Regions from separate parts of the Homo sapiens genome. Here regions 1 and 2 are each linked to region 3. Evidence: chromatin loops called from intact Hi-C (ENCODE). Cell type or tissue: heart right ventricle. All regions are shown on one strand. Links, peaks and the distances in the headings refer to the core of each region. The heading gives the core; the rest is flanking DNA. Region 1 overlaps LOC100288254 (a long non-coding RNA gene). Region 2 overlaps STK10 (serine/threonine kinase 10). Region 3 overlaps FBXW11 (F-box and WD repeat domain containing 11).

Region 1 (10,997 bases), core at 3,434-8,433, 380 kb before region 3:
AGAGGCTGGATGGCTGCCTGGTAATTCCTGAGTCCTTAAATCTTCCATCATTAGGCCAGGCATGGTGGCTCACGCCTGTAATTCCAGCACTTTGGGAGGCTGAGACAGGCAGATTGCTGGAGTCCAGGAGCTCAAGACCAGCCTGGGCAACATGGAAAAACCCTATCTCTACAAAAAATACCAAAAAAAAAAAAAAAAAAAATTAGCTGGATCTGGTGGTACATGCCTGTAGTCCTAGCTACTTGGTGCTGAGGTGGGAGGATCACTTGAACCCAGGAGGTTGAAGCTGCAGTGAGCTGAGATCATGCCACTGTACTCCAGCCTGAGTGACAGAGTGAGACCCTATCTCAAAAAGTTTCCTGTTTTTGTTTTTTTTTTTTTGAGACGGAGTTTCACTCTTGTTGCCCAGGCTGGAGTGCAAGGGTGCAATCTCAGCTTGCTGCAACCTCTGCCTCCTGGGTTCAAGAGATTCTCCTGCCTCAGCCTCCCAAGTAGCTGGGATTACGGTGCCTGCCACCTGTAATTTTTGTATTTTTAGTAGAAACGGGGTTTCACCACGTTGGTCAGGCTGGTCTCGAACTCCTGACCTCAGGTGATCCGCCTGCCTAGGCCTCCCAAAGGAGCGATTATAGGTGTGAGCCACTGCGCCCGGCCAAAAGTTTCCATCATTAAAAGTTATGCCTGCCATAGCTCACCATGGAGTAGAAAAAAATGATATAAATTACAGAAAAAATATTGATGTGGTAACCAATGTTTGGTTTGTTAAACCCACAATTCTGTAAAGACAAAACTTCAGGTTTTGCTTCATTTCTGCTACTTGATGGGCCATTTGAACATTTTCAGAGGGATTTTATTCAATTGCCACCTTCAATGGGATATAAGTATGTTCTTGTAATAGTCTATGTTCTTTGGCTGAATAGAAGCTTTCCATGGAGGAAGGCCAATACTATTACAGTAGCTAAAAGTTTATTCAAAAATGTGTTTCCTTTATGGGGCATTCTTGGAGAAAAGAAAGCTCCACTGACAGAGATACCAATTTTACTCGGAAAGTTATAAAGCAATAAAATAAAGTGTTACAAACACAATGGCATTACCATTGTTGCTATCACCTTTAGTCTTCTGGAAAGGTTGAAAGGACAAATGGCATCTTGGAACTGAAACTGGCAAAGTTAAGTGAATTGACTGGATTGCCTTGGCTAACAGTATTACCATTGGCCTTGATGGCAATCAGATTCCCCTCTCAGTGGAAAATGTAACTTGACCCCTTATGAAACAGTCACTGGGCCGGGCATGGTGGCTCATGCCTGTAATCCCAGCACTTTGGGAGGCCGAGGAGGGCAGAACACCTGAGGTCAGGAGTTTGAGACCAGCCTGGCCAACATGGGGGTTTCAACCCCATCTCTATTAAAAATAAAAAATTAGCTGGGTGTCATGGCACGCGCCTGTAGTCCCAGCTACTCGGGAGGCTGAGGAAGGAGAATTGCTTGAACCTGGGAGGTGGAGGTTGCAGTGAGCCGGGATCGTGTCACTGCACTCCAGTCCTGGCGACAGAGCGAGACTCCATCTCAAAAAAAAAAGAAAGAAAGAAAAGAAACAGTCACTGGAAGGCCTATGCCCCTAAGAATAGAACCTCATGTATCTTCTACTCTTATAAACTCTGCTATGATTCAGTAGTGCAAGGCTTTAATGCATTATGCCAAAGCATACTTTCACTAGGTTAACAAAAAAAAAAAAAAAGGCAGGCCGGGCGCGGTGGCTCACACCTATAATCCCAGCACTTTGGGAGGCTGAGGCAGGCGGATCACGAGGTCAGGAGTTCAAGACCAGCCTGGCCAAGATGATGAAATCCCGTCTCTACTAAAAATACAAAAATTAGCCAGGTGTGGTGGCAGGCGCCTGTAATCCCAGCTACTTGGGAGGCTGAGGCAGGAGAATTGCTTGAACCTGGGTGGCAGAAGTTGCAGTGAGTCAAGATCACGCCACTGCACTCTAGCCTGGGTGATCAAGTGAGACTCTGTCTCAAAAAAAAAAAGAAAAAGAAAAAGAAAAAGAAAAAAAGGGGGGGCCTTCATGACCCACCAGCAGATGACAACTAGATTTCTCAGAGTCCAAAACTCAGCGATTGAGTCCTTTGGAAATGACACCAGAGAAAGACTGTCCTTGAACTCTATTGGAAGGGACCATAACAAGTTCTTCTCTGCCACAAAACTTCAGTGCTCTGAGACTTGGATCCACAACTCTCAACTCAAAGGAGCCCCTCAAGACTCCTGAAGCCGTACACCCGTGGGATTCGAGACTCCTGAAGCCGTACGCCCGTGGGATTCGAGACTCCTGAAGCCGTACGCCCGTGGGATTCGAGACTCCTGAAGCCGTACGCCCGTGGGATTCGAGACTCCTGAAGCCGTACGCCCGTGGGATTCGAGACTCCTGAAGCCGTACGCCCGTGGGATTCGAGACTCCTGAAGCCGTACGCCCGTGGGATTCGAGACTCCTGAAGCCGTACGCCCGTGGGATTCGAGACTCCTGAAGCCGTACGCCCGTGGGATTCGAGACTCCTGAAGCCGTACGCCCGTGGGATTCGAGACTCCTGAAGCCGTACGCCCGTGGGATTCGAGACTCCTGAAGCCGTACGCCCGTGGGATTCGAGACTCCTGAAGCCGTATACCTGTGGGATTCGAGACTCCTGAAGCTGTATACCTGTGGGAGACTTTCAGGTAAAGCTGGTGAGGGAACTTTTCCCTCCAGAAGCAGAAGGCATTCTAGATGTGGACTCTTTCCCAAGATCATGGGTCAAGACTTCTTTGCATCATGAAAGCCTTATCCTCCCCTGACCCCCTCTTTCCTGCTGCCCTAATCCTTTCCTTTTCTCTCCAGGAAAATCCATGGGACCATAATTTGTGGATGGCTTTAGCTAAGGTTCATGCTCCAGCAAAAAAACAGAGCAATTGTTGGGTATATGAAGACAAGTTAGTTTCCATTGAGGAACAGTTCCAATGGGGTTCTTGGGGGCTCACTCTTGATAATTGTGGAGTATTGTTAGTATCGAATTGAAGCTAATTCATAACTTGGGGAAAAATCTTGGACTTTTTGGCCAATCAGACTTCCCAGGGGTTCAGATAAGTAGAAGTCGCCCTCTGAAATGTGGATGACAACATACATTTTCAATAAAAGCACTTAATGGGGCCGGGTGCGATGGCTCATGCCTGTAATCCTAGCACTTTGGGAAGCCGAGGTGGGTGGATCACTTGAGGTCAGGAGTTCAAGACTAGCCTGGCCAATACGGTGAAACCCCATCTCTACTAAAAATACAAAAATTAGCCAAGCGTGGTGGCGCGTGCCTGTAATCCCAGCTGCTCGGGAGGCTGAGGCAGAAGAATTGCTTGAACCCAGGAGGCGGAGGTTACAGTGAGCCAAGATTGCACCAATGCACTCCAGCCTGGGTGACAGAGCGAGATTCTGTCAAAACAACAACAACAAAAACAAAAAAAAAAAACAAGAAAACAAGCCCTTAAGGAACATCAACAGCTTTAGCTCTTCTTTTTGCTCAGGGCTTGTGCATGGTCCTAAACAAAACTGAATCTTGTACCTATCTTTCCCCTGATTTTGCTACTACAGAAAGCTTAATTTAAAAGGTGGTTGATGGTAGGTGGGCATGATGGCACACACCTGTAGTCTCAACTATTCAGTAGGCTGAGGCAGAAGGATAGCTTTGAGCTCAGGAGTTCAAGTCTAGCATAGGCAACCTAGCAGGACCGCATCTCTAAAAATAAAGTTGCTGGATTTTTTGTTTTGTTTTGTTTTTTGAGACAGTCTTGCTCTGTTGCCCAGGCTAGAGTGCAGTGGCTCTATCTCAACTCACTGTGACCTCCGCCTCCCAGGTTCAAGCAATTCTCCTGCCTCAGCCTCCCGGGGATTACAGGCAAGTGCCACCATGCCCGGCTAATTTTTGTATTTTTAGTAGAGACGGGGTTCACCATGTTGGCCAGGCTGATCTCGAACTCCCGACCTCAGGTGATCCCCCTGCCTCGGCCTTCCAAAGTGCTGGGATTACAGGCGTGAGCCACCTTGCCCAGCTGATATTGCTGTTTCTTTAGGTATTGCCACCAAATACATTAAGGAAATGTCTCAAGAAAAAGGAAACACGATGTATTTATAGGAGCAAACAACAGTTGGCTTGCAGACATCCTAAATGGTGGATGGCAAGCTTGGCTTTTCCAAGGTTTTCCAATCTTTATGTTCTTCTAGTGGGTCTTCAGGTTACTATGACTTGTGTTAACAGGCTAACAACAAAACTGGATACCTCTTTAAATCAGACCACTCTACAGTGAACTATGGTCCTCAATTGCCATTGTGCCTCAACAAAGACTATGACCAAATGAACTCAGATGCCTATATTGTATGAACTTTGACTTGTTTGATTTGGTTGTTTGGTTCATGGGGACTCCTATTGAAGAGTACTCTTTAGTCTTTTGGTATTTTCCTCCTGACAGTCATCATAATAATCCCCCTAGTACACTATATCCTCTTGTTTTTTTGTTTTTTGTTTTTTGTGTTTTTTTTGAGACAGAGTTTTTCTCTTGTTACCCAGGCTGGAGTGCAATGGCGCGATCTCAGCTCACTGCAACCTCCGCCTCCTGGGTTCAAGGGATTCTCCTGCCTTAGCCTCCCGAGGAGCTGGGATTACAGGCATGCGCCACCATGCCTGGCTAATTTTTGTATTTTTAGTAGAGACAGGGTTTCACCACGTTGGTCAGGCTGGTCTCAAACTCCTGACCTCAGGTGATCCACCCGCCTCAGCCTCTCAAAGTGCTGGAATTACAGGTGTGAGCCACCATGCCCATCTTAAATGTCATCTTAAATGTCTGTATGAAGCCATCCATTGAGTGTTCAGTGGTCTCACTTCAATTAGATCATCAAGAACATCAAGAATTATTCAACTGCTGTGACTTTGTGACTTGTGAATTTCATACTAAAACCAAATAGGTCCATTTGCAATGGTGACAGAGAGTGGCATCAATGCTCAAGGTTTAGGTCAATCTCTCAAAAATTGAGAGGCTGACCAAAATGGAGGAATTGTTAAACTAAATTTGGCTTGAGGATGCCTCTGTACTTGAGTCCTTATGGAACAAATTGTAACCTTAGTACATCAGCGAACTACAAGCCTAACTTAGGAGTATACTTTTGTAACAGTAGCTGAGTCTCAGCCGGTCACACTAGCCAAGCCTCAGTCAATCACAGTTGGGCAACTGATTAGACCATGTTCAAATAAAGCAAATGCTGAGCTGTAATCACCTGAAGTATTCATAAGTGCTGCCTGCCCACATTGCAGGCTACAAATCTTTCAACCTGTTCTGGTTTTGAGGATTGCCTGATTCATGAATTATTCTTTGCTTAAATAAATTCTGCTTTAATGTAATTTGTCTAAAAATTTTAACAGGGCTATGAATTTTCTTTTGATATATGAGTTTTTCTGGGGATATGTGCTTTACATATATCCCATAGATTTGGATTTGTAGCAATTCTTTAATTTCTGTAATTCCCTAGATCCAAGAGTTGTGAAGCACAGGTTTTAAAGTTTTCAGGTAGAACATTATGCCAGTTATCAAATTGTTGAATCTCAGATGCAAACTCAATCTTCATTGCCTGCTCTGTGAAAATGAATATGGGCCCTTTAAATATTGTTTCTTTGCCAGCTGGCACAATGTTTAGCTTTGACAGTAGAGGGCACTGGAGAGACACTGCAGGAGGCTCACTCACTCAGTAGGTTTCCACAGCCTGGGTGGCTTCTCCAGTGCCAGGTTCCTGCGCTGTGTGCAGCCTTTCTAAGTGGCCAGCTTTTGCGGCACAAACAAGCTTCTCTAGCATAGCTCCTTCAGTATATATGTTGCTCCAGCACCAGGCTCCTGAGGTGGTGGGCAGCTTCTCCAAGGCCCAGATCCTGCAATATGCAGAAGCCTACACCACCTAGCAATGAGCAATTTCTCCAGGTACTTCGTAGTACCCGGTAGTTTCACAGCAGAATGGCTCTAAGTGGGGTACCTCCTATAAACAGCCTTTCAGCATTACAGGGCATATTATCAGCAAGTCCTAGAGAAGGGATTTCCAGCAACTTCCACTGGTGTGGCACAAGAGGAACTTCTCTGCCATTCACCAAGCCAAGGCCATATCCCCTCCAGCAATGGGGCACTGGCTCTCAGCCCTAGAAGGGCCTCTTCCTTAAGTGCACTGTCTCAGCCCTAGGGTTGCTGCTGCTGCTTATCTGCATTCCTCCGTTCTTTAGAGTTTCCTTTTCTCTTCCATAAAATCAAAATAATACCTGATACAAAAAGTGGACAAAGACCTTTAAGGAAAAAAAGAACTATAGACACTGGGTGCAATGGCTCACGCCTGTAATCCCAGCACTTTCGGAGGCCGAGGTGGTGGATCACCTGAGGTCAGGAGTTCGAGACCAGCCTGACCAACATGAAGAAACCCTGTCTCTACTAAAAATACAAACTTAGGGCCAGGTGCGGTGGCTCACACCTGTAATCCCAGCACTTTGGGAGGCCAAGGTGGGTGGATCATGAGGTCAGGAGATCGAGACCATCCTGGCTAACATGGTGAAACCCTGTCTCTACTAAAAATGCAAAAATTAGCCAGGCTTGGTGGCACATGCCTGTAATCCCAGCTACTCGGGAGGCTGAGGCAGGAGAATTGCCCGAACCCGGGAGGCAGAGGTTGCAGTGAGCCGAGCAGTGAGCCGAGATCATGCCACTGCACTCCAGCCTGGGTGACAGAGCGAGACTCTGTCTCAAAAAAAAAAAAAAAAAGTCAGGCATGGTAGCTCATGCCTATAATCCCAGCTACTTGGGAGGCTGAGGCAGGAGAAGTGCTTGAACCTGGGAGGCGGTTCAAGCAACAAGAGCGAAACTACGTCTCAAAAAAAAATTATAGGCAAATATTCATAACCAGAGATGCAATAATTTAGAACAAAATGTTATAAGGGCTAAATGGTAAGAGCTTATGAACACAAAGAAGGAAACAAAAGAAGGAAACAGGCCAGGCACGGTGGCTCAGCCTGTAATCCCAACACTTTGGGAGGCTGAGGCGGGCGGATCACCTGAGGTCAGGAGTTTGAGACCAGCCTGGCCAACATGGTGAAACCCCATCTCTACTAAAAATACAAAAATTAGCCGGGCGTGATGGTGAGCACTTATAATCCCAGCTACTCAGGAGGCTGAGGCAGGAGAATCACTTGCACCTGGGAGGCGGAGTTTGCAGTGAGCTGAGATCATGCCACTGCACTCCAGGGGTGACAGAGCAAGACGTTGTCTCAAAAAAAAGAAAGAAAGAAAAAAAAGGAGGAAACAACAGACACAGGTCTACTGGAGGAGGGAGAGTGGGAGGAGGGGGAGGAGCAGAAAAGCTAACTAGTGGGTACTGGGCTTAATACCTGGGTGATGTAATAATATGTACAACAAACCCCTATGACACGTGTTTACCTATGTAACAAACCTTCACATGTACCCCCAAACCTAAAATAACAATTTTTTTAAATTGCTAAATATGCCACAAAAATCATTTTAATATAGAAATAAAAGAGCTGTTTATGATTCTGAAAAAAAAAAGTTAGCAAATAGAATGCAACAGTACATAAAGAGGACAATACAACCTTGAATTTCCCAGCTTCAAAACTTACTGTAAAACTACAGTAATTAAGACAGTGTAGTACTCGCATAATCATGACATAAAAGATCAATGAAATAAAACTGACAGTCAGAAATAAACTCTAACATTTATGGTCAATTGATTTTTGACAAGGGCATCAAGACAATTCAATGGGGAAAGAATGGCCGGAGGTGGTGGCTCACGCCTGTAATCCCAGCACTTTGGGAGGCCAAAGTGGGTGGATCACTCGAGGTCAGGAGTTCGAGACCAGCCTGGCCAACATAGTGAAACCCTGTCTCTACTAAAAATACAAAATTAGCTGGGCATGGTGGTGCATTCCTGTAATCCCAGCTACTTGGGGGGCTGTGGCAGGAGAATTACTCAAACCTGGGAGGCGAAAGTTGCAGTGAGCCGAGATCGTGCCATTGCACTCCAGCCCAGGCAACAAGAGCACAACTCTATCTCAAAAAAAAAAAAAAGGTGGGCGGGGGTGGATAGAATAATCTTTTCAACAAATGATGCTGGGACACTGGAAATCCACATGCAAAAGAATGAAGTTGGATCCCTACTTTACATCATTTATAAATATTAAGTCAGGCTGGGTGCAGTAGCTCACACCTCTAATCCCAGAACTGTAGGAGGCCAAGGTGGGAGGATTGCTTGAGGCCAGAAGTTAAAGACCAGCTTAAGCAACATAGCAAAATCCCATCTTTAGTTCAAATACATTTATAAAAAATAAAAATAAGTTATTTCATGTTATATGTATTTTACCACAATAAAAATATTAATTCAAAACAGATCAAAGACCTAAATGTAAGTGCTAAAAGTATAAAACTCTTAGAGTGTAAATCTCCATGGCCTTAGACAATGGTTTCTTTTTGTTTTTCTTTCTTTTTCTTTTTCGGACATGGTATATTGCTTTGTCACCCAGGCTGGAGTGCAATGGCATGATCATGGCTCACTGAAGCTTCGACCTTCCATTCTCAAGTGATCCTCCCATCTCAGCCTCCCAAGTAGCTGGGACCACAGGCACACAGCACCATGCCTAGCTAATTCTTTAAATTTTTTTTGTAGATACAGGGTCTCATTATGTTGTCCAGGCTGGTCTTGAACTCTGGGGTTCAAGGCATTTTGCCTCCCAAAGTGCTGGAGTTATAGGCACGGGCCACTGCACCCAGCCAACAATGGTTTCTTAGATATGAGCCCCAAAGCACAAGCAATCAAAGAAAAAAATAGGTTAAATGGACTTCATTAAAATCAGCTGGTGCAGTGGTCCATGACTGTGGTCCCAATTCTTCAGGAGGCTGAGGTGGAAGTATGGATTGGGCCCAGGAGTCAGAGTCTAGCCTGGGTAACATAGTGAGACCCCCATCTCCAAAAAAAAAAAAAACAAACAAAAAAAGGAAACTACCTTTTGTGCTTCAAAAGACACTATCAAGAGGGTTAAGCAAGGAGCATTGGTTCACGCTTGTAATTCCAACACTTTGGGAGGCTGAGGCGGGAGGATCACTTGAGGCCAGAGTTTAAGACCAGCCTGGGCAGCATAGTGAGACCCTGTCTCTACAAAATATAAAGAAAATTAGCCAGGCATGGTGGCATGCAGCTGTAGTCCCAGCTACTAGAAAGGCTGAGGTGAGAAGATCATTTGAGCCTGGAAGGTTAAGGCTGCCGTGAGCCAAGATTGTGCCATTGCACTCCAGCCTGGGCAACAGAGCAAGATCCCGTCTCCAAAATTAAAACAAAAAAAAAGAAAAGAAAGTTAAGCCAGGTGTGGTGGCTCACACCTGTAACCCCGGCACTTTGGGAGGCTGAGGCAGGAGGATCACTTGATCTCAGTCGTTCGAGATCAGCCTAGGCAACATAACAAGACCCTATCTCTACAAAAAGAATTTTTTTTTTTGAGATGGAGTTTCGCTCTTGTTGCCCAGGCTGGAGTACAATGGCGAGATGTTGGCTCACCACAACCTCTGCCTTCCGGATTCAAGCGATTCTCCTGCCTCAGCCTCCCAAGTAGCTGGGATTACAGGCATGTGCCACCACGTCCAGCTAATTTTGTATTTTTAGTAGAGACAGAGTTTCACCATGTTGGCCAGGCTGGTCTTGAACTCCTGACCTCAGGTGATCCCACCCACCTCGGCCTCCCAAATTGCTGGGATTACAGGTGTGAGCCACCGTGCCCAGCCCAAAAAGAAATTTTTTAAGTTAGCTGGGCATGGTGGTGTGCACCTGTAGACCCAGCTACTTGGTAGACTGAAGTGGGAGGATTGCTTGAGCCAGGAGTTCAAGGCTGCAGTGAGCTATGATTGCACCACTGCACTCTAGGTTGGGCAACAGAGTGATACTTCATCTAAAAAAAAAAAAGAGAAAAAATTAGCCAGGCGTGGTGGCAGGTGCCTGGTATCCCAGCTACTTGGGAGGCTGAGGTAGGAGAATCACTTGAATTCAGGAGACAGAGGTTGCAGTGAGCCAAAATCACGTCACTGCACTCCACCCTAGGTGACAGAGCAAGACTCCGTCTCACACACACACACACACACACACAAAAGTAAAAAACCTGCAATAGGCTGGGTGTAGTGGTTCACACCTGTAATCCCAGCACTTTGGGAGGCCAAGGCGGCCAGATCACTTGAGGTCAGGAGTTCGAGACCAGCCTGGCCAACATGGCAAAACTCCGTGTCTACTAAAAATACAAAAATTAGCCAGTCATGGTGGTAGGCATCCGTAATCCCAGCCACTCAGGAGGCTGAGGCGGGAGGATCACTTAAACCTGGGAGGCAGAGGTTTCAATGAGCCAAGATCATGCCACTGCACTCCAGCCTGGGCTACAGAGCGAGACTTCATCTCAAAAAAAAAAAAAAATGAGCAAGTATCTTGAGTAGACATTTTTCCAAAATAGATATACAAGTGGCCTATAAGTACATAAAAAGATGCTCAACATTATTAGCCATTAGGAAAATCAAGTCAAAACCACTTTGGAAACAATTTGCCAATTTTTCAGAAAGTTAAACAGGGTTACCATATGACCAAGCAATTCCATTCCTAGGTATAAATCCAAGACAATTAAAAACATATGGCTACACAAAAGCTTGTACAGGAATGTTCATAGCAGCTTTATTCCAATACCCAAAAAATGGAAACAATCCAAATAACCACCAACTGATGAAAGGATAAACAAAATGTGGTACATCCATACAATGGAATATTGTCCATAAAGAGGAATGAAGTTAGTCTCAGCTACTGGGTATTGTGTGTGTTGGCGGCGGGTGGCGGGTTGGCGGGGGGGAGGCGGGGGGAGGTGGGAGGATTGCTTGAGCCTGGAAGGTTGAGTAACATGGTGAAACCCCATCTCT
Region 2 (10,997 bases), core at 2,705-7,704, 130 kb before region 3:
CTCCAGCCTGGGCGACAGAGCAAAACTCTGTCTCAAAAAAAAGAAAAATATTTCTGGTAGGATCCAATTTACCTAGATAAACTTGCTTGTGCCCAAGGGAACCTCCCGCAGTGCTTTTCAACTAGAGCTCTCCTCTGAGTTACCTGAAGAGTTTGTACAGTACAGAAGGCCTTGGTCCCACCACAGATCTTCAAAATCCGAACCTCTGGGTTTAGGCAAAGGCACGTGTATTTTGTTTTTGTTTTTGTTTTTGTTTTTGAGATGGAGTCTCGCACCGTCGCCCAAGTTGGAGTGCAGTGGCGCAATCTCAACTCAGGCATGTGTATTTTGAAAAAAAAAACTTCTGACATCTCTGCTTCCTTTGCTGCTCAGTCTCTCTCCATCTTCTCCCTCGGGTTTTTCTCCAGTCATTTGGCTGTTTTCCTGCCAGGGGATTTGCATCTGCTTTTTTTTCCTCCCTGCCCCGTCTAGATTGACATTTCCCCCAACTGTACCCTTCAGTCCACAGGGAGCTTCTGAGTGGCGGTGGCAGGAGGTGGTACTTACCTCCTGTGGGAGGAGCTCTAGGGTAGGAAATAGGGAAGCCGTAGTTTCTCAAGCACTGAGGCCTGGAAGGGAATGTTCCAGAGAAGGCCATGTCAGTGGGGGTCCTGTGAGTGGGAGACCCACGTGTGGCCTGCAGATCTCACCAAGTGCCATCCATCCTCTCTCTTCCCTAGGCTCTGGAAGAGGATCTGAACCAGAAGAAGCGGGAGCAGGAGATGTTCTTCAAGCTGAGCGAGGAGGCGGAGTGCCCAAACCCCTCCACCCCAAGCAAGGCCGCCAAGTTCTTCCCCTACAGTTCTGCGGATGCTTCTTAACAACCGCCCGGGGCTGTGGCTGGCAGCTTGGTGGGCCCCAGGGCCTTCTCCTTCATTCTCTGTGAACATGTAACTCAGGACCCCTTTTCCCTCTTGCGTCTGTGCCAGCTCAAATCCAGCCCCTCGCCCTGTGCCACCCCAACTGTGCCTGATAGACCTGCCCCAGCGTTCCTGACTTCTTGCTGGCCTGTGGAGGGTGAGGTGTAATTATTTGTCACCTGAACCTAATGTATATTCTCCTTGAGCCCCAGATCCCTTCAAGCTGGAAGGGATGGGGCTGTTGGTGGGGTCAGGGTCCAAGAGGAATGGGTGTTCTGTGGCCTCGAGTCCTCTCCTGTTTGCGAAAATACCAGTTTTGCTCTCTGTGGGACAAAGCACTGCTGATGAAGTCCCCGTGGGCTCATCCGGGCTGGAATTCTTGGTTTTTCAGCCATTCCCTGCAGAGTCACTCAATCATCAAGTCCCTCACAGCCATTTCTGTTCCCAGAGGAGCCAGGCCTGCAGCTGGCTGCTCAGGAGATGGCCTCATTCCTCCTGTTCTCCCAGTTTGCTTTCCACTTAAGACAAAGCCTTGTCTATGTGGGGGGCGGGGACCGGGGAAAGAGGGAGGCTGAAATGTTTATTCTGCTTCTCCCGTGTTTCATGCCATCTCGCGTCCCCCTTCCTGCACATGGGTGTGAATGCACACACATACGCGTACACACAGGACTTGGTCTGCTGGCCTGGCCTCTTCTGCCCAGGTGGGTTGGAACACGTTTGCTGCCTGAGCCTGTGCCACTGAGCATGTTAGGTGGAGCAGTTGGTGTGGCACGTGCGGGGTGTTGGCACCGGAGGCATGGAAAAGCACAGGCTGTACTGCCAGGCTGCGATGCGTGCTGGCCCCCGCACAGGCTCCTGTGTGCAGGGACTGATTCCTCAGCACACGAGGCTTCCACAACCCAGTCTGCTCCATAGCACTCTGGCCCACCCTGTCTGCAGGTGAAACAGGAGGGCTGTTTGCCTCTGCCCCATCCCCCCGACTGTGTTCAGGAGTCCCACCTTGCATTTCAGACCTGGGCTGGCAGTCTGTTGGACTTCTCTTCAGGAAGAAAAAGCATCAGGGGGAAATGGAATGCCCCTGCCCCAGGAACATGGCAGAAGCACAGGTTCTGTACCTCAGATGGACTCCTGCTGGGCCTTCGGGGTCTCAGTTGGCTTCCCCCAGATTCTGATTCTACAGCTGCAGAATGTATATAACGCAATAAAAGCAAATGTTTGAACCAGTATGCGGGTTTACTTACAAGGAAACCTTTTTTCACCCTGATTTCTAATTATTTTATTGAAACAACTATAAAATGTATGGTTTCTCCAGGAAGATATCTGCTTTTTAAAACAACAAACAAGAACAACAACACAAAACTGGTAATGATTTGGAGTAATCATGCGGGCATATTGAGTCTGGGTAGTGTTTCGCTGGTGGTAGAGTGGTTGAGACTTCCTGGGAGGACTTTTTCCGCCTTCACTCCTACAGATTTAAGATTCTTTATTTTTAGGCCGGGCATGGTGACTCACCTGAGGTGAGGAGTTCGAGACTAGCCTGGCCAACATGGCAAAACCCTGTCTCTACTAAAAGTACAAAAATTAGCCAGGCGTGGTGGTGCATGCCTATAATCCCAGCTACTCGGGAGGCTGAGGCAGGAGAATCGCTTGAACCCAGGAGGCAGAGGTTGCAGTAAGCCAAGGTCACACCACTGCACTCCAGCCTAGGTGACAGGGCGAGACTCTGTCTCTCAAAAAAAAAAAAAAAAAAAATTCTTTGAGACAGGGTCTCTAATATGTTGCCCAAGCTGATCTCAAACTCGTGGCTCAACTGATTCTCCCGCTTCAACCTTGAGTAGCTGGGACGACAGATACATGCTACTGCACCCAGCTAGGTTAAGGTTCTGTATACTCTGTCTTTCTAAAGCAATTCCCTGGAAATTTTCTCAACATTGGTTATAACTGAATGCTTGGGAAGGGAGGGGCAGCCCTTCAACAGGAAAAGGGGACTGCCCAAATCTTAAATGCACAGTCAAGATTCTCTTGGAGCTAGCAATGGTTCTCAGGTTAGTGAGCATTTAGCTTGCCTGCTGCAGAATTTGACCCAGATGGGGGTGTTTTTTAGGTCTCTCACAAATGAGACAAGCGAAACAATTGTCTCCTTTTATTCTCTTTGGTGCATTGGTGCTGGGGAAACATGAACTAGCGGCAGTGTAACTGCAGAACATAGACCCAGTTCTACCAGGCCAGGCCAGCGTTGGGAACCACCAGACAGGGCTGCTTTGGGCTTTGCTTACAGTATTTCCATGTGTAGCCTGGCGTGTGAGAAAGTATTAGGTGAAATGCCAGTTTCATGGTTCAGGTGAAAGTCTGTGATCATTCCCCTCGTGGCTCGTCCTTCACATCACTTTTGCCCTTCAAGGAGTTGCCGCGTCCCCGCTCAGTGCCGCCTGAGCCCTCAGAGCTCCCCTGTGCTTTTCTGGATGGGGACTGGCGGGGTCACCTAGCCTCACCGTGGAGCCACCGTGCAATGCCCATCTCTGAGAGGCCCACGCGGTATTCCTCGTGCCCTGTGTTAGTGCTTTCTGTATAAGGGACAGACAGAACTGGGTTTTTTTCCTCTGTCTGGTTTTAGAGTAAATGTAACTAACTTTTATTTTCCCTTTATGAAAGATAGAAATTATTTTTATGTAGTTTCCAGACTTTATACAAAATTTTTGTAAAATGTTCTCTGGAAAGTTAACTACAAGAATGTAAATATGCTTCTAATAAAATAACAAGGTTATTTGCCGTTCAGGTTGTTCTTTTGGATTGGGGTGGAAAGCAGGGCACACTTAACCATACTCACCCGGCAAGAAAGGGCTTATCTTCCAAGTACGCAGGTGCCTCCCAGGTCATACGGCAGCTCAGACTTCGGGTTTCTCTTTGGAAAGACATTATGCTTGGCTGAGAGAGAGCATGTCATGGGGCATGTTCTCTACAGACATTTAATATCATTCTCATTTAACAACAAACATTCATTGACCCCAAAAAGTTTTCACCTGTTAATGTACTGAATCCTTTCAACAATCGGAGGAAGACACCATCATTCCCATTTTATGTATTTATTATTTTTTTAGAGACAGGGTCTCCCTATCACCCAGGCTGGAGTGCAGTGGCATGATCATGGTTCACCGTAACCTCAAACTCTTGGGCTCAGATGATCCTCCCACTTTATCCTCCTGAGTAGCTAGGATTATAGGCATGAGCCACGGTGCCTGGCTTTTTTTTGTGGAGACAGGCGACAGGGCAGGGGGGATCACTATGTTGCCCAGGCTGGTCTCAAACTCCCGGCTTCAAGCAATCCTCCTGTCTCAGCCTCCCAAACAGCTGGAATTACAGGTGTGAGCCACCCCCCACCACACCAGGCTCATTCTCATTTTCTAGATGAGGAAATGGGCACTAGGCAAAGGGAAGGGTCAAGCCAGTTCTCAAAACACTGTAAGTGACGCCTATAAGGTTCAAACCTGGACCTTCTGCCAGAGGTGTTTCTGGCATACCTCCCGTGTCTCACTCAACTGCCACTTGAACTAATCAAGGGTCGTACAGATGCCTAGCCACTAGCCATCCCTGCCGTATTTAAAAGAATCTGTCTGCCATGCCTCTGAAACACGATTCAGGCTTTCTTAACTTTGGGTCCATAGACTCTTCCCACAATGGATCCATATGTAGAATTCAGGGTGTCTTGGTATCTGGATGGCAAAAGATTTGGTCTTTAGTTTTACTACAAACTGTAGTAGTATTAGCAGTAGCTGTGACTGTCACCAGTAGAAATCCCAGATATTTCATATCACATTGCAGCTGTGGTAGAGATCTCAAAATATTTTTATCACTTTGAAATTACAGTAGCTATTAGACCTATTACTAGATCTTGTTATTTAACGTGCATATGTGTATATACATCCATATATCACATTACATGGGCATATATATCACATACAAAATATATACAGGTTTTCCAGTATTTTGTTACCTGTATTCCATATGATTGGTTTCATTTGTAATCTATGTGCTTTATATTACACACTTGAAAATATTATTCTGAGAAGCCACCAGGCGCAGTGGCTCAAGCCTGTAATCCTAGCACTTTGGGAGGCCGAGTCGGGTGGATCACTTGAGGTCAGGAGTTTGAGACCAGCCTGACCAACATGGTGAAACCCCGTCTCTACTAAAAATACAAAAATTAGCCAGGCGTGGTGGCACACCTGTATTCCCAGCTACTCGGGAGGCTGAGGCATAAGAATGGCTGGAACCAGGAGGCAGAGGTTGCAGTGAGCCGAGATCGTGCCACTGCACTGAAGCCTGGGCGACAGAGCGAGACTGTCTCAAAAAATATGCATTATTCTGAGAAGGGATTCATATTCTTTGTGGAATGCCAAAGGAGTCCACGGCGCAAAAAATGATTTAGAACCCCTGTTTCTTCAGCCTTGAGTTGTCTCTGTCCCAGAAACCTTCTGACCAGCAGGGGGCAGGCCGCAGCCACAAGGTCAGTGCGGAGTTCACATTGATTACTGTCTGGGGGATACAAACAAATAAGCAGCCGGCCTGCCTGCCATTAAGGGCTAGAAAAATGATTGAGGTTCTAGTGAAAAATAATTCATGAAACTGACAAAACAACAGTGCATTAGAGGATTCTTAGGACTCGGGAAATGAGATCATTCCTCATTCGACACCTCTTAAGCACCATGTGCTGGAGATGCCGAGATGAGTAAGACACTGACACTGTCTCCTTGTCCTTGTAGGGAAACAGACCTGGAAAAGCAGAGTGTAAGTTCAGACTGACGTTGCCTGGGAGAATCAGGGAAGACTTCCCAGAGAAGGTGATGCTGAGTCTTGGAAGACAAACTAGTATGTGCCAGAACGTGTGCATTCAGAGACTGCGATATCGTTTAGGGTAAATGCTTTATGGGTCATGAGGCTGAAGAGATGGACAGGTCCAGACTAACATGCCAGGCTAAAACACTTATCTATCCCAAGGGCAGTCAGAAGAAGGGGAGTTTACTCAGGGGAAGGACAGTTGAAATCATGGCCTTAGCAATTCAAGAGACCAGCTGAAAAAGACTGAGATGAGGTTAAAAGAGTTTTTTGGCCACAGAGGTTTGAGGCTTTCAGAAGGAAAGGGAAGACTGCAGGCTCCATGAGGGGAGGAAGTAAGACTTTTTTTTTTTTTAATGGAATCAAGCTCTGTCGCCCAGGCTGGAGTGCAGTGGCGTGATCTTGGCTCACTACAACCTCCACCCCCCGGGTTCAAGCGATTCTCCTGTCTCAGCCTCCTGAGTAGCTGGAATTACAGGCATGCACCACCACCACGCCAGACTAATTTTTATATTTTTAGTAGAGACGGGGTTTCACCATGTTAGTCAGGCTGGTCTCGAACTCCTGACCTCATGATCCGCCTGCCTTGGCCTCCCAAAGTGCTGGGATTATAGGCGTGAGCTACTGTACCCGGCCGGAAGTAGGACTTTTTAGCTGACGCCTTGCTATGGTGTAAATGTCCCCTCCAAAACTCATTGAAATTTAATTGCCACTATAAGGATATTGAGAGGTGGAATCTTTAAGAGGTGATTAGGTCATGAGGGCTCTGCCCTCATGAATGGACTAATACCATTATTGCAGAAGTGAGTTAGTTATCATGGGAATGGATTCCTGATAAAAAGGATGAGTTGGCCCGACATGGTGTCTCACGTCTGTAATCCCAGCATTTTGGGAGGCTGAGGTGGGTGGATCGCCTGAAGTCAGGAGTTCAAGACCAGCCTGGCCAACATGGTGAAAACTCCATCTCTACTAAAAATACAAAAATTAGCCAGATGTGGTGGCGGACACCTGTAATCCCAGTTACTCAGGAGGCTAAGGCAGGAGAATCGCTTGAACCCAGGAGGCGAAGGTTGCAGTGAGCCAAGATTGCACCACTGCACTCCTGCCTGGGTGACAGAGCAAGATTCCGTTCCCCCCTCCCCACCCCAAAAAAAGGATGAGTTTGCCCAATTCCCTCTCTCTGTCTCATGTGCTCACTTCTGTCTTCTATTTTGTGCCATGGGATTACCCTTGCCAGACACTGGCATTATGCTCTTGGACATCCCAGCCTCCAGAACAGTGAGTCAAATAAACTTCTGTTCTTTATCAATTTACCTAGTCTATGGTATTCTGTTATAGCAGCAGAAAACTGACTAAGAGAGAAAATTGGTACTGAGTAGTGGTCTGTTGCTATAACAAACACCTGTGAAAAATGTAGAGGCCACTCTGGAACTGGGTAATGGGTAGAGGCTGGAAAAATGGGAAGAAGCAGGCTAGAAAAAGCCTACACTGCCGTGAATGGAGCATTAAGGGTGATTGTGGTGAGGGCTCAGGAGAGAAGAGCCGTGGGGAAAGTCTGAATCTTCTAAGACATTACTTAAATGCTCATGACCCGGATGTTGATAGAAATATGGACAGTAAATGCCATTCTGTGTGAGGTCTCAAATGGAAATGAGGAACAAGGTATTAGAGACTGGAGTAAAGGCCATTCTTGTTACATAGTTGAAAATAACTTGGTGGAATTCTGTTTGTGTCCTAGGACTTTATGGAATTTAGGAGCAATGAACTAGGGTATCTGGCAAAAAAAAAAAAAAAAAAAAGCAGCTAAGCAACAAAGCATTCAGGCTGCTGCATGGCTGCTTTCAATGACATACAGTGAGATGCAAGAGCAAAGAAATGACTTAAAGACAGAATTTATAATTAAAAGAGAAGCAGAATAGATCTAGAAAGTTCTCAGCTTGGCCATGTAAAGAGTGAAAAAGTAAGCTTGGGAGAGAATACTAAGGGTGTGGCTAAGTGACAATTTCCTAAAGAGATTAAATGACTAGAAGGGAGCCAGGTACTATTCATCAAGATAATGGGAGAAAGACCCTGAAGAGCAAAACTTCATCTCACAAAATAAAATAAGTAAAATAATAAATTTGATGCCTATGAGACATCCACAGAGAGATGTCATTTGTGTACACACATCTGGTGCTCAGAGGAAATATCTCGGCTGGGAGGTTATAAGTTTGAGACTAGAGCATAAGATGGGTAGTTGACAAAAATAAAGTTGGAGAGGAGGCTTGACTAGGGAGAGATATATGCAAACCATGAAGAGGAATTTGGATTTTATCCTGCAAACAAGGTATGGCCTCTGCTTGATATTGTAGGCAGATGATTGGCTGCACTGTAAAAAAACAAATTGGAGGGACAGGGGCTGGAGGGTGGCTGACAATCAGGGTGCTTACAGTAATCTAGGTAAAAGATGGGAAGGGATTTTCATATACAGCTTTATATACTGAGTTTTTTCACTTACATTACATTATGAACATTTAACAATGTTACTAAAAGTTCTCTGGAAACTTTATTTATTTATTTATTTATTTATTTATTTATGAGATGGAGTTTTGCTCTTGTTGCCCAGGCTGGAGGGCAGTGGTGTGATCTCGGCTCACCACAACCTCCACCTCCCGCGTTCAAGCCATTCTCCTGCCTCAGCCTCCCGAGTAGCTGGGATTACAGGCATGCGCCACCATGCCCAGCTAATTTTGTATTTTTAGTAGAGACAGGGTTTCTCCATATTGGTCAGGCTGATCTCGAACTCCCGACCTCAGCTGATCTCCCCACCTCGGCCTCCCAAAGTGCTGGGATTACAGGTGTGAGCCACAGCGCCTGGCCAGAAACATCGTTTTAAGTGGCTAATTAACCCACCACCCTATGAATGTTTATTATCTACTTAATCAGTACTATACAGTTAGGGATTCTGGCTATTTTCTGGTTTTTCATTAGGAATCTTATTCTTTCATGTGACTACATATCTTCTGTGCTAGGTAAAACCATTTCCCTCTACCTTGATGATTAAAAAAAAAATTATCTGGCAAATCTCATACCTTTTCCAAAATCACTTTGTAAAGTCTAGTTACCACGTTTTACTTTCACATTGATGTAAAACTTTTTCTCGGCTGGGTGCGGAAGCTCACGCCTGTAATCCCAGCACTTTGGGAGGCCAAGGCAGGCAGATCACCTGAGGTCAGGAGTTCGAGACCAGCCTGACTAATGTGGTGAAACCCTGTCTCTACTAAAAATACAATAATTAGCTGGGTGTGGTGGTGGGCGCCTGTAGTCCCAGCTACTTGGGAGGTGGAGACAGGAGAACTGCTGGAACTTGGGCAGCGGAGGTTGCAGTGAGCCGAGATCGTGCCATTGCACTCCAGCCTGGGTGACAAAAGCTAGACTCCATCTCAAAAATAAATAAATAAATAAATAAATAAAATAAAATAAAATAAAACTTTTTCTCAGGCTAGGCATGGTGGCTCATGCCAATAATCCCAGCACATTGGAAGGCCAAGGCGAGTGGGTCCCTTGAGCTCAGGAGTTTGAGACCAGCCTGGGCAACATGATGAAACTCTGTTTCTACAAGAAATGCAAAAAATTAGCTGGGCGTGGTGGCACACACTTGTTGTCTTAGCTACTCAGGAGGCTGAGGTGGGAGGATAGCTTGAGCCAGGGTGGTGGAGGTTGCAGTGAGCCAAGATCACTCCATTGCACTCCAACCTGGGTGACAGAACGAGACCCTGTCTCAAAAAAATAACCTCCTTCTCACCCAGCTCAAGCTTAAACTAAACTTAGAAGCTCATAGTGACAAAGACCGGTGTGGTTGGGACAATTCTCACCAAATGCACCATTTGGATCCTCTACATTTCTGGCCTCCCTGCAGTCAGGCAAGTCCTGGTGACCCATTCTGCCTAATGACATGATTGTCACACCTATGGTGAAGCACACTAAAAAGCCAAGTGCAGGCCGGGTGCTGTGGCTCACGCCTGTAATCCCAGCACTTTGGGAGGCCGAGGCGGGTGGATCACGAGGTCAGGAGATCGAGACCATCCTGGCTAACACGGTGAAACCCCGTCTCTACTAAAAATACAAAAAAAAAAAATTAGCTGGGCGTGGTGGTGGGCGCCTGTAGTCCCAGCTACTCGGGAGGCTGAGGCAGGAGAATGGCATGAACCTGGGAGGCGGAGCTTGCAGTGAGCCGAGATCGCGCCACTGCACTCCAGCCTGGGCGGCAGAGCTAGACTCCATCTCAAAAAAAAAAAAAAAAAAAAAAAAAGAAAAGCCAAGCGCGACCCTCTGGTCTCTCTCTTCCTATTAAAGCACACGAGGAGGCTGTGGATTTTAGATGGTGCAGAACAAGACAGCAGAACCTCCAACAACTTTACCCCTGGTGACCATGGAGAGCAGGGCCCCTCACAATCCACACAGGACACAAGGCATAAGCAAAAGGTAAACTGAATGGGGGTAAGCTGCTGAGATTTTAGGGTTGTTACCACAGCTGTAACTTAACCTAGCCTATTCTAATGTAGTTTGTGTCTTCACCGTTTCTGCCACTTTGCTCTTCTCCTCCAGGGTCAGAGGAGTGAAAAGAGAGTTGGGGAGGAAAAATAACAAGCACATAGTGGATACTGTTTGGGCTCCACCCAGATCCCCTTTTATGGTTTCTGTTTGCCTCGCCCCAGTTCCTGAGGCTTTTGCTTCTAACCGTCCACACCTGAGGCTCTCTTTAAAGGCCTGCTCTTGGCTACTGGAGTCAGAGTCAGAAGTGCCTGAGAATTTACATCCACCCACCCTGAGATGGGTGGGTCTCAGCCAGTGACTGGCTGGTGTGGGAGTATGAAAGCCCAGCTCCCTTGCAACAAGTCAGGACAAACTCTGAGGCATAATTTATATTCTGAAATTCCCCTGTGGGATCAGGCTGAAACTACCCACCCACAGGACTTTGCTTGAGACTGCACCCTTGCTTTGCATTTTCCCTCCATTATCCTCCTTCACCTATTCATTTTCCAATTTCTCCCGGGAGCATTTCCTTAATAGATCACTTGCACACAAGTTCTCATTTCATATTCTGCTTCTGAATAACCCTACTTAAGACATTTGGAACTGGTAATTGTCCTAGGAAATGGACTCTAAGGATGAGATTTGGAATTCAATCACTTGCTGGCCAGATGGCAATAAGGACCCTATTACTGATCATAAGGGAAGTGTTGTTAGTGCCTGGTATGCTATATCGTTGCCATTAGTGAAATA
Region 3 (10,997 bases), core at 2,887-7,886:
TATGTGCTGAGCTATTATTAATAGATATTATTATAAAATGGGGGCTGTCCATGTCCAACAAACTTGGGAAAGTTGGATTAAATGAATTTAACCTAATTTTAAAATAATAGTATATTATAGAACCTTTTGTATCTTAATGGAGTGTATTGTAACTTCTGAGAGACATATATATAAAATATATCTCTGAATTGAATATATATATTTACACACACACACACACACACACACACACACACAGAGTGAGTCTAGAGTGCAAGGATGTGTATAGCATTTCTCTAATTTCTAAACCTAATTAGACTCTTGGATGCTTTTTTCTCCAGACATCTTTTGCATTGCCTGGAATCCTCTGGATCCTCTGGTCAGTGTAACTTGAGAGCAGCATTTTCCCTTTGGTGTCTTCTGAAACCTTTATAAAAGAAGTGGAAAAGTATGTAGGATGGGAGAACTATTGCAGCCCCCATGGTTTTATTAAAAACAATTTTATTAAATTGTATGTCTAGCCTTCTTTATGAAGCCTTAAGGCAATAGCTGCTATTTTCTTCAGGGGGTTGTTTCCTTATCAACCATATAAGTAAACATCATTTCTCTGTTTTGGAATAAATGAAGAGTGAAATTTTCTCACTGTGAAGAGTTGTTTCATGTATAGTGTACAGGGAAGTCTGACATTTCTTGTGTTTCCATCTTAAGTAAAGAAAATATTAAGGTGGTTTAGGTCACAATAGCTCTGGAGGATTCTGGCTCCTATATTTCAAAAGCTTTTAGTTTAAAACATATATACATCTCTTGGCTGGGTGCAGTGGCTCATGCCTGTAATCCCAACACTGTGGGAGGCTGAGGCGGGCAGATCACGAGTTCAAGAGATCGAGACCATCCTGGCCAACATGGTGAAACCCTGTCTCTACTAAAAATACAAAAATTAGCTGGGCATGGTGGTGTGTGCCCGTAGTCCCAGCTACTTGGGAGGCTGAGGCGGGAGAATCGCTTGAAGCCGGGAGGTGGAAGTTGCAGTGATTTGAGATCACACCGTTGCACTCCAGCCTGGCGACAGAGCAAGACTCCGTATTTAAAAAACAAAACAAAACAAAAAAACCCCACAAAAAACAGAAAACAAAACAAAACCATATATACATCCCTCATATGTTTCCTCTGCAGTACCTGGAGACATGGGGTGGGGACTGACTTCCCATCTCTCTTCCACTTAATTCCTCATTCCTTTCCGTGCTCCACCTTTCATGTTTCCAGCCATTTGTTCTCCTTACCACTCTTAGAACCCAGACATTGTGGCCTTGCAAGACGGCTTTGTAACTACCAAACTCAGGGGATGCTGTACTGAGTCACTGCTCCCCCTTTCTTTATTCCCCTGAGGAAACCTGCTTGCTTTAAACTCTTAGGTCCCTTCAAGATAGCAATGAAAAGATTACATGGAGAGACCTCCATAAATACTACCTTTGTTTCCTTGTTCTTCATCCCATTCAGAATTACTTACTGCTTTCACCACTCCAGTCCTGTTTTGGACTCTTGGACACACTGCCTTCCTCTCTAGCTCATGGTTGATTTTCACATAGAGCCCCACCCTCCTGTCCCTCTCCCTCATTGTGGACCTTGATGCTGTGGGGTTTATAAGATTTTACTGAGAAAGTCAGGTTTTCCCCATAGGCGGCCATCTGGAGCATCCTGTCAAAATCTCTGAAATTAGAAAAGCATAAGAAGATAACACAGGGGAAAAGTAGCATCTTTTTTTTTTTTTTTCTCATTTTTTTTTTAAATTATACTTTAAGTTCTAGGGTACATGTGCACAATGTGCAGGTTTGTTACATATGTATACATGTGCCATGTTGGTATGCTCCACCCATTAACTCGTCATTTACATTAGGTATATCTCCTAATGCTATCCCCCCACCTCCCCCCACCCCACGACAGGCCCCAGTGTGTGATGTTCCCCTTCCTGTGTCTCCAGTGTTCTCATTGTTCAATTCCTACCTATGAGTGAGAACATGCAGTGTTTGTTTTTTTGTCCTTGCGATAGTTTGCTGAGAATGATGGTTTCCAGCTTCATCCATGTCCCTACAAAGGACATGAACTCATCCTTCTTTATGGCTGCATAGTATTCCGTGGTGTGTATGTGCCACATTTTCTTAATCTAGTCTATCATTGATGGACATTTGGGTTGGTTCCAAGTCTTTGCTGTTGTGAATAATGCCACAGTGAAAAGTAGCATCTTCAAATCGGAGAGTGAAGTAATGTTTTTTGGAATACCCATTATGCACTAAGCATTGTGTAGGGCAGTCTCCATCCCCACAACAACTCTGTGTGTTTGTATTTGTTCCCATGGTAAAAGAACTTGCTCAGGCTCACACACACACACACACACACACACACACACACACACAGAATGAGTGACCAAATCAGGAATCCAACTTCTCTTTGGCTTCAAAGCCTTTGACTTTCCTACTCCATCATACTGCATTCCTGATCAGAGCCAGTTTTGTGACCTGTAGAGCAGCTAGTGTTCAGTGGTGATTCTTACATCATTACCTACATTGGTATTTTCAAATGGATTGTTTGGAAATACTGTATAAATAGTCCAAACATTTTAGGACTTGTAGAACATAAAGGAAAAATAGGGAAAATTTGAGAGAGGCTTATTCCCTAAAGACAACAAACAGGATCTTGTAAAACACTGATACCTTAAATAGATCTATAATATCCTTTTGAATAATACTATGAGACAAATGTTGTTTAAATTTTATACCCCAGTCTTATAATTTTAGGTTTTGGAAGGAATTTAGAGAGACTGCTATCCATAAATGAGTTGTTACTCTTTTCAGAGCACAACTAGCCCACTTCCCCTTCTCATTAAGTTTCCATTTAGCCATTAGGTGGGAGCTTCAAAAGGGAAAATCCAATCATGTATAATCTCTAGTTAATGGGCATCTATTGAGCGACTGGATCACCAGAAAGAATAATTACACAGTACCTCTTTGTGCAGTAAGCACAAAAATCAAAAGCTAATGCATTCCCAAGGCAAGCCAGATTGTTACTGGCTAACAGCATCCTCCTCTTCAGGGAGAAGGTTGGGGCACCCGCTATGCTTGCTAGCAGAGATTGCAAAGCCATTCCAGAAAAACAAGGCTATCAGGGGAGGAAAGACGAAGGCAGGGGGGCTTCCAAGGCTTTGCTACTTCTAATTGCGGATTCCTTGGGGTGCATTACTGAATAGCAGACCTTCTAGTAAATGTTTTGTGCAATCATCGGAAACCTCATGGGTCTTTGGAATTTCTTGTCACAAGTACAAAAACAGTGATGACGGAGGTTGAGCCTCAGCCTTACTCCCACAATTTAGCCTTTTTTTCTAAGCACACCCAACCTTTGTAAATAATGACTTTATGCTTGCTTTTGTCTAACCACTAACTTTATCGATTTATGAAAGATGAGCACATCTCCCTTGACCCAAAATGGCATGTGTTAGCCACAAAGCCAAATAGTTCTTGGGTTTGTATTGGTACACTCTAGTTTGGGTTTTCAAAATTATTTATTGTAGTTATTTAGGATTTGCAAAACTTGGTATAATTCAAATAACCTGTTTTTCCCCCCCTAGAACACTTCAGTTATGGAAGATCAAAATGAAGATGAGTCCCCAAAGAAAAATACTCTTTGGCAGGTAGGAATGACGGCGCACAGATTAGATAGCAACTGACTTACTGTAGATAGGATGCTCCCTCAGTTAATGTCCTCAGTGGAATCAAGAGCCAAGCATTTTGTTTTCTTTTGTGCAGTTTTGCTAGTTTCAGAATCCACCCTAATTTATCTTCATTCCATAGGGAATTGTCATTACAAATATGCTAAATAATTTTGGAGTTTCCACAAAGATTCTGAAGTTGGCTGTAGCCTAAAATGTTCTGTCTGTGGCCTCTGCCTAAGCCAAAGATGGACAGTGATGGCATCCTTTGTCACCAGAATGGCACCATGCCACACACCAGTGTATACATGGATGACCTTTTCTCCTTTTGCTCTCAACCTTTACTCTTCTCTCCCATTTCCATTGGTTTGCCTTTTCCTTTTAAGCTTGTCTCCTTCTCCCTTGGCTCTAGTTTAAGGTTTGCCAGTTTTCTTCCCAATTTCCCAGGTTGTGTGTGTGTGTGTGTGTGTGTGTGTGTGTGTGTGTGTGTGTGTGTGTGTGTGTGTATGTGTGTGTGGTTGGGGGTTTGGGGAGCAAGCAAAGTTTCACGATTTGGTGGTTTATCAACCATGCTGGTACACATGGCTTTCCCCTTCATGAAGACAGGATTAAAAGCAAAACAAATCTAAATCTGAAGATAATAATGTAAAAATAAATTCTCTGGGTTCATTTGATTTGAAACTGAAAAGATAGATTAGTTAGCAGGAACAAAGTGCATCCAACACATTTAAGAGGAAATGAAGCAAAGAAAAACAATGCTAGGAAGAGCTTGCTGGGCTGAGCACGTGGCTGGAAATAGCATATTGAAAATGTGCTATAGAATAGTGCACATGCTGTTATTTTCTTCTTAACACTGTGTACAGACTGAGTTTTGTACCCTCCACGTTTATTATTTTGCAGTGGGATGCTCTTCATTTACTATGATTTTTCAATTGGCAGTGGTTCTTCACACTTTAGCTTTCAGTTTTTCTTTCATTTATCTTTCAGTCAACTAGTTAATAGTTATACAAACACTCTAGGGAGGCCAGATGATTAGGAACTTATCTGTAAATAAAATAACACTTTTGTTTATCAAATGAATTAATGGCTGTGAAAGTACTTTGTAAATTATAAAGCAGTACACAAATGCAAGTTGTTATCATTATATTTAACCTGTTATGAACCATTATTTTGGCAAGTTATTTGGAATCAAATATAGAAATAAAGGGGGAAGGAAAGCATACATAGTTTTTTTTCTTAAGATAAGGCACTTTTGAGATTTTGATGTATATCCTTTACTCTGTCATGGTGTGTTCCCCTTGTCATGAATTACTGTGATCATAATGTTTTATAAAATCCTGGATCTTGCCTTTTGTTTCTTGATATTATTTCATAAGCATGTTCTGTTGCTATAAAAATATTACTTTTTTTTTTTTTTGACGCAGTCTTGCTGTGCACCCCAGGCTGGAGTGCAGTGGTGCAATCTCAGCTCACTGCACCCTCCGCCTCCCAGGTTCAAGCATTTCTCCTGCCTCAGCCTCCTGAGTAGCTGGGATTACAGGCGCCCACCACTATGCCTGGCTAATTCTTTTTGTATTTTTAGTAGAGACAGGGTTTCACCATGTTGGCCAGAGTGGTCTCGAACTCCTGACCTTAAGTGATCCAGCCAACTTGGCCTCCCAAAGTGCTGGGATTACAGGCATGAGCCACCATGCCTGGCCAAAATCTTACTTTATATGCTAGTTTTAGTGGCTTACATTATAGCTCTTAATGGTGATGAGTTAGAATTTGTTTTAAATAGTTGCCTGTAATTGGGCAGTTATTTCTAACTTTTCCTTGTTATATTGTGGTGGACATTCTTATGCTTAAAGCAACTTAGATGCCCCTTATTCTTGCCAATATTCATCACAGCAAAGACTTTTCATCTCTGTTTTGAACTCTTATTTTTTGGATCTGTTAAGACTCAAATGTCTTAGTAAAAGCAAAATTTCAAAATCCTTGTTCAATGCTTCCCCCTGGTGGTACCTGGTGTCAGTGAGCTTTTCCTCACCCAAGATACAAGGGAAGAAACATTCCTCGACAGTGGGGCGCTAGGATAAATTGAGTGGAAGATAGATGCCTTCCCATCTCATACCTCTAAATATGGACATAAGAACTTCAGACAAGATTTTGTGTGAAGGAAAACTGAAGACTCCTTTGGATATTTATAAAGGATGTTTTCTCTGGGATGGATTTAGTCCACTTTAAGTTAGGGGACATACTGATAGTGAAAGCTCTTGGTTCATTCCATGTAAGACTCCTGAGATAAGTTCCTAACGGAATTAATAGGTATTTGTAATTCAGCTCTTCAGTTCTTAGAATTATCTTTTGTGTTATTTTTTCTGGTATTATGTATGAGGAGGCTGTCAGAATAGTGGTCAATAGATAGCTTGACAAATGTTTGACAAAAGTATTGAGGTTATTTTGTTTTTAGACAGGGAGGTTACTGCACTTCATAGTAGTTGTGGTTTGAGTCTAGTGATTGAGATTATTTTTAATGTTACTGTCCAGATGCAGTGTATGTAGTTTCAGTTTTAAAAAATATGTACTGATTTTATGTAAGGACTTGTAGGAAGATTTGATGAGAAATGCATTGTTAGTATAAGAGTCTGTGAGTTGTCCATAAACCACCTACGTAAGATGCAGAGCTTTTCAGGTATACATGGTTTATTTACCTTGGGTCACTTTCTGAGAAGGTAATCAAAAGAAGGATGGGAAAGTCTAAACCGTTCTGCCAGATTAGTAGCCCTGGGAAAGTATGGAGGAGATTGAAACTGTTGGGTAAAATGAAGCTTTTTGGATTGAATTGCTTTCAGGTTTCAACACAACACAGCTTATCTTTGTTATATAGACCTGTGGTTCTCAACATGTGGTCCCTAAAGTGTAGTCTCTGGACGGGTGGCATCAGCATTGCTGGGAAACTTGTTAGAAATAGAAATTCATGGGCTCCACTCCAGACTAATAAAACCGAAACCTCTAGGGTGGGACCCAGCAATCTGTGTGTTTAACAATCCCTCCTGTTATTCTGATGCTAGCTCAAGTTTGAGAACCATTAGCATAAATGTATGTAGCATTAACTTTGAACTTTGAGGAAGTAAAACAAACTGTTAATAATCAGTTGCCACTTTGCCAAGTTGAGCAGTTTCTCTAAGATGGTTATCTCCAGCATTAGCTATCTTTGGAGATGATAATTCATATATATCCCGTGTATAGAGATACCCAGTATATACCTTTGGAGCATCATTTTGTAGTAAGCATTGGAAAATGATAATTTAAGGTGCCTTTTAGAAATAGCTACAATTTTGGCATTTCCTGTAGTGACTAATTTGAGGACACAGACCCTGAATACATTTTTAATTCCTGAATGAATTAGTAAAGGAATGAGTTTGGCTTTAGGGTAAAAGTGGCATTTTAAGATTAAATACACAGGGTGAAAAATATTTCTAATGAAATATTAATTAGGTTTCTTTCCTTGTTAAACTAATTTTTTTTTTGTTTTTCTAAAATAGATAAGTAATGGAACATCATCTGTGATCGTCTCCAGAAAGAGGCCATCAGAAGGAAACTATCAAAAAGAAAAAGACTTGTGTATTAAATATTTTGACCAGTGGTCTGAATCAGATCAAGTGGAATTTGTGGAACATCTTATTTCACGAATGTGTCATTATCAGCATGGACATATTAACTCTTACCTGAAGCCCATGTTGCAGCGGGACTTTATTACCGCTTTACCAGGTAACTGTACTTGTCTTTTCAAAAGCTGAGCAGTTGAAGAATGCCCGGCCCAAGGACCTAGGTGGATATTTATGAAATGATTGAATGAGTACTGTGTGAGGCAGCATTTCTTTGGGACGCATACTTTAATATATGGAACTCGAGGAATTATAATTTAGTATCTATCTAGGAAATATAGGCAGTATCTTTAATAATGTTCATTCCTGGCCAGGCGCAGTAGCTTAACAGCTGTAATCCCAGCACTTTGGGAGGCTAAGGCAGGTGGATCACTTGAGGTCAGAAGTTTGATACCAGCCTGGCCAACATGGTGAAACCCTGTCTTTACTAAAAGTACAAAAATTAGCCGGGGGTGGTGGCAGATGTCTGTAATCCCAGCTACTCAGGAGGGTGAGGTGGGAGGATAGCTTGAACCCAGGAGGTGGAGGTTGCAGTGAGCCGAGATCATACCACTGCACTCCAGCCTGGGTAACAAGAGCGAGACTCTGTCTCAAAAAAAAAAAAAAAAAAAAAGTGTTCATTATTGGTCATAACTGTTGCTTCATTTGGTCTGTTGAATGAGTTAATGATATGCTTTTTATTTTGATGTAGTTTAGAGTCTGCACTTTGCCTTTGTATGTAATTTTAAAAAAACTGGTACTCTTTTCCCTTCAAACATAGTTTGTATGTTTGGGAAGTGTCCCAAAAGTTTAGGGCATTCATTTGTATCTGAAGTGGCACTTAAGGAATGGCAAAAATACATTGGGAAAACTGGTAGCATGTCTTTATTATATTTCTCAAAAGCTGTTTCTGCATCCTCTCCCTCACTACTGTCTTCCCATATATGTCTCATACACACATAGGTGTGTACATGCACGCGCGCACGTGCACACACACACACACACACACATCTGGTTAAATTTACTTTGATTTTTAAAAGTAGACTTTATATTTTTAGAGCAGTTTGAGGTTCAGATCAAAATTGAAGGGAAAATGCAGAGAATTCCCATATTCACATAACCCGTTCCCTCAGCCTGCCCCACTATCAGCATTGCACAGCAGAGCAGTACATTTGTTACAATTCATGAACCTAAGCTGACACATCATTATTACCCCAAATTCATAGGTTACATTAGGGTTTACTCTTGCTGTTATTCATTTTGTGGGTTTGGTCAAATGTCTAATGACATATATCTGCCTTAAGAGTCTCCTACAGAATGGTTTCACTGTGCTCCACCTATTTATTTCCCTTTGATTTTTAAAAAATAATTTAAAATTTGCTGTGTTCTGTACCACCTTTTTGTTTTTCTCAACGAGGTGGCATCTTGCTGTGTGGGCCAGGCTGGCCTTGAGCTCCTGGGCTCAAGTGATACTCCTACCTCAGCCTCCTGAGTAGCTGGTACTACAGGCATGCACCACTGTGCTGAACTCCCCTTTGAATATGATTAATCATGAATTTTTTTCTGTTTCTATATTGTTTTTTAAAAAATTCTCAATTTAAATTTGGCTAGGTAAGATATAGAGATTTCACTCCTATAGAGAATGCTGGCCAGAATGTTTTCCTCTGATGTGGCCAGTGTAGTGTGTGGTTAAAATTGCCATGTCAAAATAAGCCTAGAAGTAGCCAGGGATGAGCCAGTACCATTACCACAACCCTAGCCCTTGTCAGAGCTACAGGATAGCTTCTTAAAGAGTAGCTCCTCCCTTAGCCTATCTGTGATTTATAGAACATCAGGACTCCGTGTTCTAAGTACTTCCACAGCAAACAAGACTCATGTTCTAAGTACTTCCACAGCAAACAAGACCCAGGCTCAGGCCTCAGGCCTGAAACCTGAGGCTGCAAATTGACAAACCAGCTTCTGATTTCTAATCTCTCTTCCAAAACGTGTAAGTTTACCTTCTACAATGGGAGTTTTAAGGATATTTGAGAGTTAGCTTAGAAAAATTTGACACTGCCGTTCTTTTTATGCTGAAATCTAGCATGACTTGCTCATTTCTTCCATTAGAATCTCTAGGAAAGCAAAACGTAAATCCTCTCTTTCTAGAATCATACTATTTAATTGCTGAAGGGGATCTTAGCCATCACTTAGTCCTGTTTTTCATTGTGTAGATTAGGAAGCCAAGGAGAAGTTAATTGGGTGAGATGCCCAGAATCACACATCTTGATTATAGTGGTGGTGATGTGAATGATGGTAGGGGTTGGTTCAAAAATTAGTACAACGGCTAAGGAAAATTCCTTAAATTGGCCCCAAGTACTGAATGTAAGGATTACAACTCAGTTCAATAATTCTCACTTTTAATTATGAGGGAGGGATCCAGGGAGGGGGAGATGGAGACATGCTTTTGATTGCGTGAGAGAGAATTACAGGTGAATGGAAGTAAGATGAGGCATGTACATATGATGCAGCTTCTCTGTATGTGCAGAACTCAAACCCAGAAACCTATAGAATCAGACTGCATCTCACACCAAGAAAAGACAGAGTCTTTTTTTAAGTTGGTGATTGTATTTGTCCCTCATAAGTGATTTTAACTGATGAGAGGATGCCTTCATTTTTCTCAAGCAATTCAATTTATTGTTTGTTTTCCACCGTTTTGGTTTTATTTTCTTCCCTGTAATTTGCTTCTCAAACGTTTTAGAGGGCCAGGGAACTCACCTTGTATTTGCAGAGTAGCCACAAGGTGGCACTGTTGAAGTTCTCTTGATTTTTCAGAGTATAGTTCAGAGGCAACCCCATCTCTTAGGGAGTATACAGCCTTGGAGAAGAAGCAGAACAGATGAACATGTGTTATGTATATAAATATGGTTAGTATAATTGCATACAATTCAGTTTTCATTACAGCGAATGTTAAGGCATTGTCCATATCTCTGTTAAAGTGGAATTTTGTGGTATTGAATATTACATGAAATGAATGGACCATTGGCTGGGACATGGAAATACTTTAGTTAAAATGCTATTTGTTTTAACAGGACTTGATCTGAACATATATACATATGTCAGTGTATATCATACATATGAATCTAATAGCTGAGGACGAGCTGGCCAAGTTGATTGTGTTAGTTAGTATCTAGTAGACCTAGATTAAACATGGCATTAGTTCCTTAACACAGACTCTGCTTTAAGAGCATCACAGGAGAAACAGGTCTGTGTCCATGTTCATACTTAGATTTAATAATGTGTGGAGCAACTTATGAATCATTATACTAGTTTGGTGTTTCATTTTTACTGTACATCATCTTGAGTTTGAGGTTTTTACACTATTGAAATTGACAGTCAACTTACGACTTCATTTGATTGTGAAAACCATTAATTCTGTAAAAATTATAATTATAGCTTTTAAATGCTTGCTGTGAATATCATACCTGTCAGTATAGGGAAAATGGAAAATGTTTGTGGTCTCTGGCTCCTTTTGGCTCAGTGGAAAAAGTGATAATTATGATATGCCTTTCTAAAAATCATAGTAAATGTTTAGTCTGCAATGTCAATTTCTGCAGGCTGAGTTTGCGGTTTGTAAGAACTGTTGTTAATGGGAAAATTCATACCATGTAAAGTAGGGACAGATTGTACTTCAAAAAGGATGATAAGCATTG

Evidence for each region. Hi-C counts contacts between places; a loop is a spot of excess contacts. Peaks named below come from ENCODE experiments on the same cell type or tissue, not always from the same donor. Only the 100,000 strongest peaks of a DNase experiment are listed, where the experiment ranks them.
Region 1: it touches region 3 in a loop (6-fold over the local background); 38 of 110 quality-filtered maps call a loop at or near these places.
Region 2: it touches region 3 in a loop (17-fold over the local background); 101 of 110 quality-filtered maps call a loop at or near these places.

The regions. Positions count from the first base shown.
Region 1 is chr5:172,288,402-172,299,398 of GRCh38, reverse strand. LOC100288254 (a long non-coding RNA gene) reads right to left here. Exons shown (of 2, transcript NR_130933.1): 2 at 1,023-2,665. Among named protein-coding and RNA genes, the nearest start is that of UBTD2, 10 kb to the right of the region's middle. In heart right ventricle, for the core only: a CTCF peak has its summit at 5,718 (motif pointing right); a DNase peak (open chromatin) is centred at 5,798.
Region 2 is chr5:172,034,745-172,045,741 of GRCh38, reverse strand. STK10 (serine/threonine kinase 10) reads left to right here. Exons shown (of 19, transcript NM_005990.4): 19 at 720-3,663. The coding sequence ends at 860. Among named protein-coding and RNA genes, the nearest start is that of FBXW11, 34 kb to the right of the region's middle. RefSeq lists a silencer at 10,489-10,558. In heart right ventricle, for the core only: CTCF peaks have their summits at 5,168 and 5,376 (motif pointing right); a DNase peak (open chromatin) is centred at 5,381.
Region 3 is chr5:171,907,007-171,918,003 of GRCh38, reverse strand. It overlaps FBXW11 (F-box and WD repeat domain containing 11), which reads left to right. Exons shown (of 14, transcript NM_001378974.1): 3 at 3,599-3,661; 4 at 7,207-7,432. Among named protein-coding and RNA genes, the nearest start is that of FBXW11, 94 kb to the left of the region's middle. In heart right ventricle, for the core only: CTCF peaks have their summits at 5,492 and 5,692 (motif pointing left); a DNase peak (open chromatin) is centred at 5,681; H3K27ac peaks cover 594 bases.